Linked DNA regions of Homo sapiens: region 1 is linked to region 2. Evidence: chromatin contacts called from ENCODE Hi-C or POLR2A ChIA-PET data. All regions are on one chromosome and are shown on one strand. Each heading gives the region's core, a stretch centred on a gene start or an enhancer-like site at or near the end of the contact. The rest is flanking DNA. Distances are from core to core; before and after follow the strand shown. Region 1 overlaps THADA (THADA armadillo repeat containing). Region 2 has its middle 18 kb from the start of TRI-TAT2-1.

Evidence for each region. Hi-C counts contacts between places; a loop is a spot of excess contacts on that map. ChIA-PET counts read pairs that join two places held with the same protein, here RNA polymerase II (POLR2A). Pooled maps may share reads with other maps.
Region 1: a loop to region 2 is called in a map of endothelial cell of hepatic sinusoid, with 8 times the contacts of the local background. The contact joins two enhancer-like sites. A Hi-C loop is called at or near these places in 1 of 168 maps with a recorded cell type or tissue (endothelial cell of hepatic sinusoid) and 3 of 50 pooled maps. POLR2A ChIA-PET finds 5 or more read pairs at or near these places in 1 of 52 experiments (PC-9).

What each region holds. Positions count from the first base shown.
Region 1 is chr2:43,385,592-43,390,307 of GRCh38, forward strand. The region is part of intron 29 of THADA (THADA armadillo repeat containing); the gene reads right to left. Among named protein-coding and RNA genes, the nearest start is that of LINC01126, 160 kb to the left of the region's middle. Within about 2 kb of position 2,385, at least 3 of the 41 ENCODE cell types and tissues checked have a DNase peak (open chromatin) inside an H3K27ac peak, as active enhancers do.
Region 2 is chr2:42,825,926-42,830,366 of GRCh38, forward strand. It overlaps the pseudogene CHORDC1P1. Among named protein-coding and RNA genes, the nearest start is that of TRI-TAT2-1, 18 kb to the left of the region's middle. Within about 2 kb of position 2,711, at least 7 of the 41 ENCODE cell types and tissues checked have a DNase peak (open chromatin) inside an H3K27ac peak, as active enhancers do.

The DNA.
Region 1 (4,716 bases), core at 1,135-3,634, 560 kb after region 2:
GCGAGACTCCGTCTCAAAAAAAAAAAAAAAAAAAAAAAAGAAGAAGGGGCAAGCATAAAGTCTATCTGCTATAAATGGACTAAAATTTACATGTAAAACTCATCTGTCTAAAGATTTTTTTAAAGGCTTAAGAAGTTAATAAGAAAAAAGTGTCAAACAGCACATGTAAGATGTTAATTATACTGATCTCTTTGAAGATTAACAAAGGTGATAGAATTTGCTGGCACTTGTAAACTCTTCGAAATCACAACTTTTAAAAAACCTCTTAAATCCATTTGATATTAAAAAAAAAAAACTCCAAACAAATAATCTTAGACCTTTTTAGAAATATGATTCTCAGGAAGCTAATGAAAAATGTCCCCCTCACCAGAAATTTTACTTTATAAAGATTAAAAAGGCATCCCAAATAGGAAAATGACCAAGATTCTAAATACCTATTCCATATGAACATGGGCCCATCAGTAAAACATCTGATATCTGATGCCCATACATACCTCAACAACTGCTTCAGAGTGGTACCAGTTCAAGACTATAACACACAACCCACTAATTAATAAGGAAAAAAAAAGTGGAGGATGAAGCAGGAAGGCAACAATTGGCCAAAAAGGTGAACATTTGCAAGTACAAATTCATACCTCAATTAATAATCCCATTCACTTGATGTAGAAAAGGCACAAAATATGCATGCTATTGACAGTAACAAGAGAAATTCAAGTAAGATTTAACTTATGTTTTTTTTTTCAAACATATGCCTTTGTCCAAAACAGAGAGCCTTCATTTTAATATAATAGATGTAGTTTTCCTTTTTTTCCCCAAATAGACAAAGAAAAACATGTATAAGAATTATTTGACAATTTCTAAAAGCAATAATAAGGATATGCTTTTAAAGGTCTTATTTGTATGCATCATACTACTTTGAGAGTCAAGTGACAGATTTACTACTGACTTTCTAGACATTTACATATATGAGGCATGTATAATATTTAAGGTCCTTTAAAAAATAATATTAACATAATTACGGGCTGGGCACAGTGGCTCACGCCTGTAATCCTAGCACTTTAGGAGGCTGAGACGGGTAGATTACCTGAGGTTGGGGGTTCAAGACCAGCCTGGCCAACATGGTGAAACCCCATCTCTACTAAAACATACAAAAAATTAGCCAGGTGCCAGTGGCGCGTGCCTGTAATTCCAGCTACTCGGGAGGCTGAGGCAGGAGAATTTGCTTGAACCCGGGAGGCAGAGGTTGCAGTGAGCCGAGAGCATGCCACTGCACTCTCGCCTGGGCTACAGAGTGAGATTTCCTCTCAAAAAAAAAAAAAAAAAGCATAATTACTATCTCCGTCATGTATGTTCAGTACCCGTTAGATTTATCCACGAGTTTCCTTTCTGAGGTCTGAATCTGGGAATATGGACAAAGCTTTATGCTTAACTCAAAGAAAACATTTTTATGTTCTGGGTTAAGTTTTCAGTAGAACCTCTGTTTTTAGAGAAGATTCATTCACACAGCCTCTTGTCCCCCACCCAAGAGAGGATCAATGAAACAGACAGCAACTGTACCTAGCAATTCATCAGTGTTTCAAGTAAAGAAGTGAGAAAATTTTAATTATGTGTCATTTTCCGAAGCTTCCTTAGGTAAACAGAAACTAGAATGTTATGCTCTCTGACTCTGAGGAGGGCAGAATTCAGTTTCAACTATACATTATGAAAGTGGATGAGAGGCAGGTTGGAACAAGGACATGAAGCAAGCTATAAGAAGCTAGGATTTTAAAAGTGAGCTGGCTTATATGTTCATAACACTTTTCCAGTAGAAAGACAGAAAGAGAGGAAGGAAAGTGCCTCCTTAGTGACTCCAGTCTGAGTTTTGTATCCCCCTACCTTTTCATTAATGCCTATGCACAGCTCACTGTAGTATGCTGAGCCACAACTTCTGCCCGGGTCAGGAATGGTTTCTTTGGTGGTTGCTGGTATTTAAGAGCTGTATCACACCTTGTCCCACAGGATGATGGGGAAAATCCATAGGTACCATGGAACAAAGGTTCTCAACTAGGGGCAATTTTGCCCCCGCCTCCGCCCCCTGCCTCCCTAGGGGACATAGGGAAATGTCTAGAGACATTTTTGGTTGTTGTTGTCACAAATGAAGGAGGGGTGCTACCAAACACACCACATTGCACAACGCACACACCCACAACAAAGAATGTCAAGAGTGCCGAGGCTGAGAAGCCCTGCCACAAAAGCAAAGGGTGAAGTGGGTAGCAATACAGAGAAATGCAAGAATGTCATGAACAACAATATGGTCTAAAATAGGAAAAGAGTTTTATTACTTATTTAAACTTTCCTTTAAGCCTGTGTGTCAATTTTACTTCAGGCATCTGGGGTGGCTGCCAAATTGGCTATACTCAACCACAGTGCTTTTAAATGGTCAGCTGTGTCCTTAGTAACTCAAATACGTTGGGTGCCATAAATATATCTAAGAGCTATAGCACAAGTACATAAACGTGCAATCTCAAATATGCTATCCCAATAAAAACAAAGGTCTTACTTTTGGCCTATTCCATTTGCATATACTAAAAACAAATAACAACAAATAATACTATTTTTATTGGTTGGGAACCACCAAACAAATCCCTTCACATTATGGGACCACATACCATCAGATATTTTACAGGGATTCTAGGAAATGACAAAAGCCTGACAGTGTACCCACGGTGAGATGTTTTGTTGTGTTGCATAATTTTTAAAGTATATTCAGAATTATCGTCAGTCATATGAAGTCTCAGACAGTAAGAGTGGAATGGCTCGCAGGGGATGGAAAGCATATCTTCCAAGATGAAAAAAAAACTTGGAATGTGCTAGATTAATCTATCTAGGAGGATCCTGTATCTCCTTTCACTTTATGAACTTCAAATTTCTCCCTTCCCATGATAAAAGAGTCCTTTGTCTCAGACAGTGTGAGACACTGATTCCTCAAGTTTCCAGTGGGATCTGAGGGAGAGGATGTAATTCAAAACAAAACAGGTGCAAGGAATAACAACCTGATAGGCAAGAACTCTGCCCTTAAAAATTTGAGCTAATCTCAGCTCTTATAATCTTTAACATGATCTACAGGAAGGCAGAGAACACAGTGACTGACCGGAGGAACCTCTCTGTGAAATATGATAACACATAAAGTCAAAATTGCTGAAAATGGACTTATTTGTCTCATGCACTCACACATCAATAGGAATCCTCATGTTTTACAGTATTATTTCAATGTACAACATTAATTTTTTTAAACACATTTTTCTTTAGCTCAAGGTCTTTTACTCACCATCTACACCAGTGATTCTTACATTTTTAATCATAACCCCCTCACCCCCCGCCCGTAGCAGTGGTGGTGGCAGTAGCAGCAAGTATTAATAATAGCAACTAACATTTACTGAGCATTTACTATATACCAGAGACCTTGCTACCCACTTCCCGCATATTAACTCATTTAATCTTCGCAGCCACCCTATGAGGTCATTTTATTTTCCCATTTACAGAAGAAGTGGAGGCACAGAAATTAAGTAACTCACCCAAAATAACACAGCTAGTAAGCAGCAGAGCTAGGATCCAGAGGGAGACAAGCTGGCTCCAGAGTCCACTCTTACCTACTACCTGAAAGGACCTTTCTGAGCACATGCTCCCAGCTTTTGTGTACTTATTAACTTAGAAATTATATATTATTCTATTAATACATTATGTACATTACATATCAAATGTAAAATAATAGCTAAAAGCCAGGTACACCTGTAGTCCCATCTACTCTGGAGGCTGAGGCAGGGGGACCACTTGAGCCTAGGAGCTCAAGGCCAGCCTATGCACCATAGCGATACCCTAGTCTCTAACAATAACCATAATAATAATAAAACAGGATGCGATAAAAGAAATAACACACTAACGTATTCTTCCACATATATTATTGTCTTGCAAACCCCACTTTGAAGGCTACAGGCCTACAGAGCCCAAACTGCTTGGCCCGGCATTTGTGGTCTCTCACATGCTGACCTGCACCCACCCTGCCATTCACACATCCTCTCTCCTTGACACAACAGGCTGGTTTACTCACTGCCTCCTGCAAACACTTTCTGATGCCCTCCTCCATGCCTGGGCTCATACCATGTCCCTTGCCTCAAAAACAGAAAGCTAGTTTCAAGGTTTATCCCAAGGCCCAATGTTCCCCTGAAGCCTTCTCTCATGTCTCCAGTCCATCCTGGTCTTGCCTCTCAGATGTGTGATCTCGGCCACATGCTTGGTGCACATAACATGTAGCCACGTATTTCTGTGTAATTGTCTGCAGTGTCAATGGTTTATTTTCCAGGTAGCTCATAAGCTTCTTGAGAGCAGAGAATATGCTATAAATTTTCTTTGTATCCTCCACAGTACCTGACATAGTATGTACTTAACTTCTCAATAAATATTTGCTAAGCAGAAGAATAAACATTCTCCACATTTACTCTACATCTCTAAGGCCCAGGTCCAGAGGGTTAAGGTAAAGGTCATACCAGAAAGCAGAGGAAGTAATATGATGGATACTTTGCTCTTTGCCTAAGCTCATCAGAACCATGACAGACTGACGGTATTCACGGTGATTCCAGAAGAAAAGGGTTTCAGAGTCCCCAGCAGTCCTGGCATCTATAGTATGACCACCTCGCTTTAGGGAGCTCTTAAGTTTCTAAAGTAATGGCATCCTTCCTG
Region 2 (4,441 bases), core at 1,461-3,960:
AAAACTGATTAAAAATGGACACTTCATCTTCCTTTACTAATTATGGAATAATAGAAAGAAGTAAATATCATGTTCTTAATATTTCTCTGCTTAACAGAGAAATACGAAGAAATACTGCAATTATGGTTATGGGAGATTTTCTAGCTTCTTCAAGTACAGGACACAACTATGGTTCCTACCAGTAAGGAGAAACGAATAATCAATCTTACATAACACAAAAGAAAGGTGAGAGGCACAAAAAGACAAACTGACTTTGGCTTTTAAGAACCTAATGTTAACCCTGAAATGCCCGATTGAGTAACACAACAACAAAACAAAAGATGACAGCAGCAAGTCACCACTTCACACAGTATTAAGAATTCTGAAATACGTAATAGCCTTCCTCCCATGTCCCGCTCAATCTGTTGTGTTGTCTTTTTGTTTTTCCTGCTTTTTGGCTGCAGGCAGTTCAAGGCTTGCCCACTGCATCGGTTCAGCTTTTCTCATAGTGATCTCAATCTTTGTTGCAGTCATAGTTACATAACTTCACTTTACATCAGTCACACCCCATAATTTCACATTTTGATGAAATCCCTTCTCTCCTTCAAATCCAATGTGCACATTTAACAACGTGCTATTTACTTCTACTCGGCTAAGTTCTGGAAGTGAATTTTTAGCATATACTGAAATGGTAACTTCACCTTCAGTCTGATGCCAGTCCTCTCTACGTGGAACATTTTCCCCAGCATCCTTTTTAGCCCATATGTGTTTCCCTGTTGAACAGCCCTCTTGGGCTAAGAATGTATTAAAATCAGAAGTTTTTCTTCTACAACAGCTCCAGTATTTCATCCCCTCATGGAAAATAGGTACTCCAGAATGATACACACAGACTTCTTCTAGACTCTCTAGACCCCGATATGTCTTTGAACACCCTCCATTCTTACATGAGGTCCCAATCTTAATTTCATCAGTCTTGTTGCTCTCTTTTTGTTTTTTTTTTTTTTTTCTGGTGGAGTCTTGCTCTGTTGCCAGGCTGGAGTGCAGTGGTGCAATCTTGGCTCACTGCAACCTCTGCCTCCCAGGTTCAAGCAATTCCCATGCCTCAGCCTCCCAAGTAGCTGGGACTACAGGTGTGCACCACCACGCCCGGCTAATATTTTGTATTTTTAATAGAGACGGGGTTTCACCATGTTGGCCAGGATGGTCTTGATCTTCTGACCTTGTGATCCGCCCGCCTCGGCCTCCCAAAGTGATGGGATTACAGGCGTGAGCCACCACGCTTGGCCTCTTCTTCTTTCTTATCTTCTTCATTCCCTGATGACAGTTTAAGTTTATCAGGTGAGGCAGATATTTTTAATTCCAAATTTGTCATTGGTGCATCTGGGCTTGGCCTTTTGATTGCTTCTACTGGCTTCGGGGCTTGAATGATGTGTTCCTGAAATTTGGGTTTCAATTCAGATAGTTCTTTCTTCTCAGTAGTCTTTACTTCAGGTTTGACTGGCTCATGTGGCTTCTCACTATTATGTCTACCTTTTGTACAGCCTACAATGCTTAAGAAATCAGAAAAATCAATTGTTCTTCTCTTATATCAAGACCAATCCTTAATGCATCGTGAAAGACTGGAACACCTGGGTGGCATATGCAAGCATCATCGGAATTGATCTCAGGATCGAAGCGCTGACCGCAGCCCCGGTTGTAGCACAGCAAGGCCATTTTCTTTTCCCACCGTCACAGGCAAGGCCCAAACACCGGGAACGGCAAGAGGGTGCATTTGCCACTCCCGTGTCGCTAGCACCGGCCTTGACAGTGGACTATTACAAGGATTTCTGTGGGCCCGCTCTGAGCCGCCGTTTCTGGCCGTGCAGACGGACTTCTACCACACGGTGGCGCTGCGGCTCTGCCATAGAAGGCTCCTCTCGGTCCAGGAGACAGGCAGGGCCGGCCACAGGACCAGCCTCCGACAGCGATTTCATCCGCACCCTGCGGGGCAACGTGGGGGCCTATCCGTAGCTTTCAGCGTTTCCTGGACCCTACCAGGACAAGAATCGCGGGGAGAGGTGCGAAGAAGGTCTGGAGAGGAGGAGGCTTGGGACAATGCAGAGTCCTGGAAGTGAGGCTGACCGCTGACCGCTGTCAGGAGGGACATGGACCGCTGCCGGGGAATCATGGGATTTCCCACCGGCCCAGTCATCTCCCACGTCGGGAAAAGGGAAGAGCTGCTTCCCCATGGCGTGTGCGCGTGGGAAGGGTCTCGGGCAGAGAAGAGGCACTTTTTCTGTCCTCCAGGCTGTTTCCGCCAAATGAAGACCTGGGCTGGAAGAGCCAGGAACAAAGAGGAGAGTCGAGTGCTGAGCACCCAGCGGGAGAGGATGCAGCCCGGTCATCTCACACCTGCTGACCACACAACATCGTCTGCGAGTTCCCCCCACCTACTTCGCCTGCAGCTGCCATTTGGGAAGATGACTCTTGCCTCTTTCACCGTCTGTTTTTTAGATTAGGACTCACGGGCCTAGGGCAGGAGTCAGCTCTTCCAGATCTTTATCGAAAAGTAACATCACACTTGTGCCCAGGGGTTCGAGACCAGCCTGGGCAACAGGACAAACCCCCTTCTCTACAAAAAAACCCACAAAATCTGTGTGGAAGGTGTGTGAACCCTTGGGAAACAGAGTTGCTGTACACGTGTATCAGGCCCTGAGCCAGCTGCAGGGTGGGCATTACTGCTTGGTGCCCTCCGCCCTCACTCTTCCTCCCTGGATGTTGAGGATGGCCCCGTAAACCTTGTTCATAGGGGTCCCTCGTTTTCTGAGACACCTCATCTGAGCACTGACGAGGGGACACAACTCTTGGCTGGGAAGCAGGAGACTGAGCATTGCCTTCAAGCCATCCCCACACATGTGACCTCAGTCAGCATTCTGCCCTTTCATGGGTGTCAGTTGTCTCGTCCATAAAATGGGATGATGTTCTTGTTCCAGCCGGCATACTGGATGACTAAATGAGGGAACAGGTAAGAAGCTGCATTGGAAAAAGGTACCATTCAGCTGCAAGACATCCTTGTGCAGTTCCCCCAGGGCTAATGGGGTTTGGTTGCCCACCTTTGCTGTGTCTCTTCGTGGCGCCAGCAGGTGGCAGCATTGCCTTTGCATGTGCCGGCTCCACCTCTGGCCTCTCCCAGACATGCAGCGTGTAGGGCAGGGGACCATTCTTCACCCAATTCATTTCAGGGGTCATGGGAAGGAGGGATCTGAAATGCCCTGAATGGGAAGGGCCTGGAAAGAAAATGAAAATCTCATTCCTCCCCTCAAAGAAACACAGATAAGCCAGGAGAGCAGGATCTGGTGCATGAGCCCAAGAGGGCTAATGTGACCACTTAGGCTGAAGGGGGACCTTACCTCTCTCTGCCACAACGGTGTCCCCCACCACCTGGAGGAGGGAACTGGGGATCCAGAAGGCTTGGGTCCTTGTCTTTGGTTGGAAAAGTCAGCCAGCATTGCAGTGGGGCAGCAGGAATTCCTCTATTTTTGTGTGTGCAACAGAGTTGAAAACTTAATTCACTCTATAATTTATTTGTGCAAAAAAAAGGTAATTTCCTTATTTATGAGTCTATAATGAATCTGGCCTTTCTTCCAACCCCTGCCTGATGATAAGCGAGAAAAACAATGAAATTTTCAACTTGATTTGAACATCCTGGGGCCAGAGAGTTTAGCCGGTCTTGTTAAGTGATCTTATTAATTTCTCTTGGATAAAATGCTTAGTTCTCAGACTGCTTTGCCCAGCTTCTCCCACTGTGGTGCTGTTGGGGTTTTGTAGACAGTCAAGGGCAGCTTGTGTGGCATCTGGTAGGAGGCATGAGTTGGGATCCTGGGGTGTGGTGTCCTCTAGACCCAGCAAGGTCCCCTGTCCCTCCTGGCCACTGATCATACTAGAAGCTGAGTTTATGAAACTCATGGTCCAGTCCCTCCTGATCTGACTAGAGCCCATGTGGCGCCCCTGGCTGGCCAGCCCTCCTGCACCTGGGCCCCTCCTCCCCACCAAGTCTCCTAGCTGTGCCACCATGGCCCCAGTAGGGCTGCTGGCTCACAGGAATGGAAGTTGGCTTTGAAAGCTGAACTTTAGTGGTGCCTCTCCCTTACCGGGGAGCCCTGGTGCTGGAGGCAGAGGCCGAGTTGGTTTGCAGCTGCCTGGGATGCCACTTCTTCCCAGAGTTCCAATGTGAGTTGGGGACAAGGGCTTCTTTCTCTCAGGGAGGGGTGAGTGGGCCAGTGCTTGGCTCTGCTTGTTATCCTTCTAATCCCCTTCGTACCATCCCCTGGGCAGGAAGGAGGGGACCAACACTCTTCCTCTTCTTGCTCAGTCATCCATTACATAAAATTCCAGGGCCACACCCAAGGAGAGGGATGAGGGAATCCAGGAAACATGCTCTCAAAAGAATAGCCTGCTTTAGAAGACTTTTGATCTGCAGCAT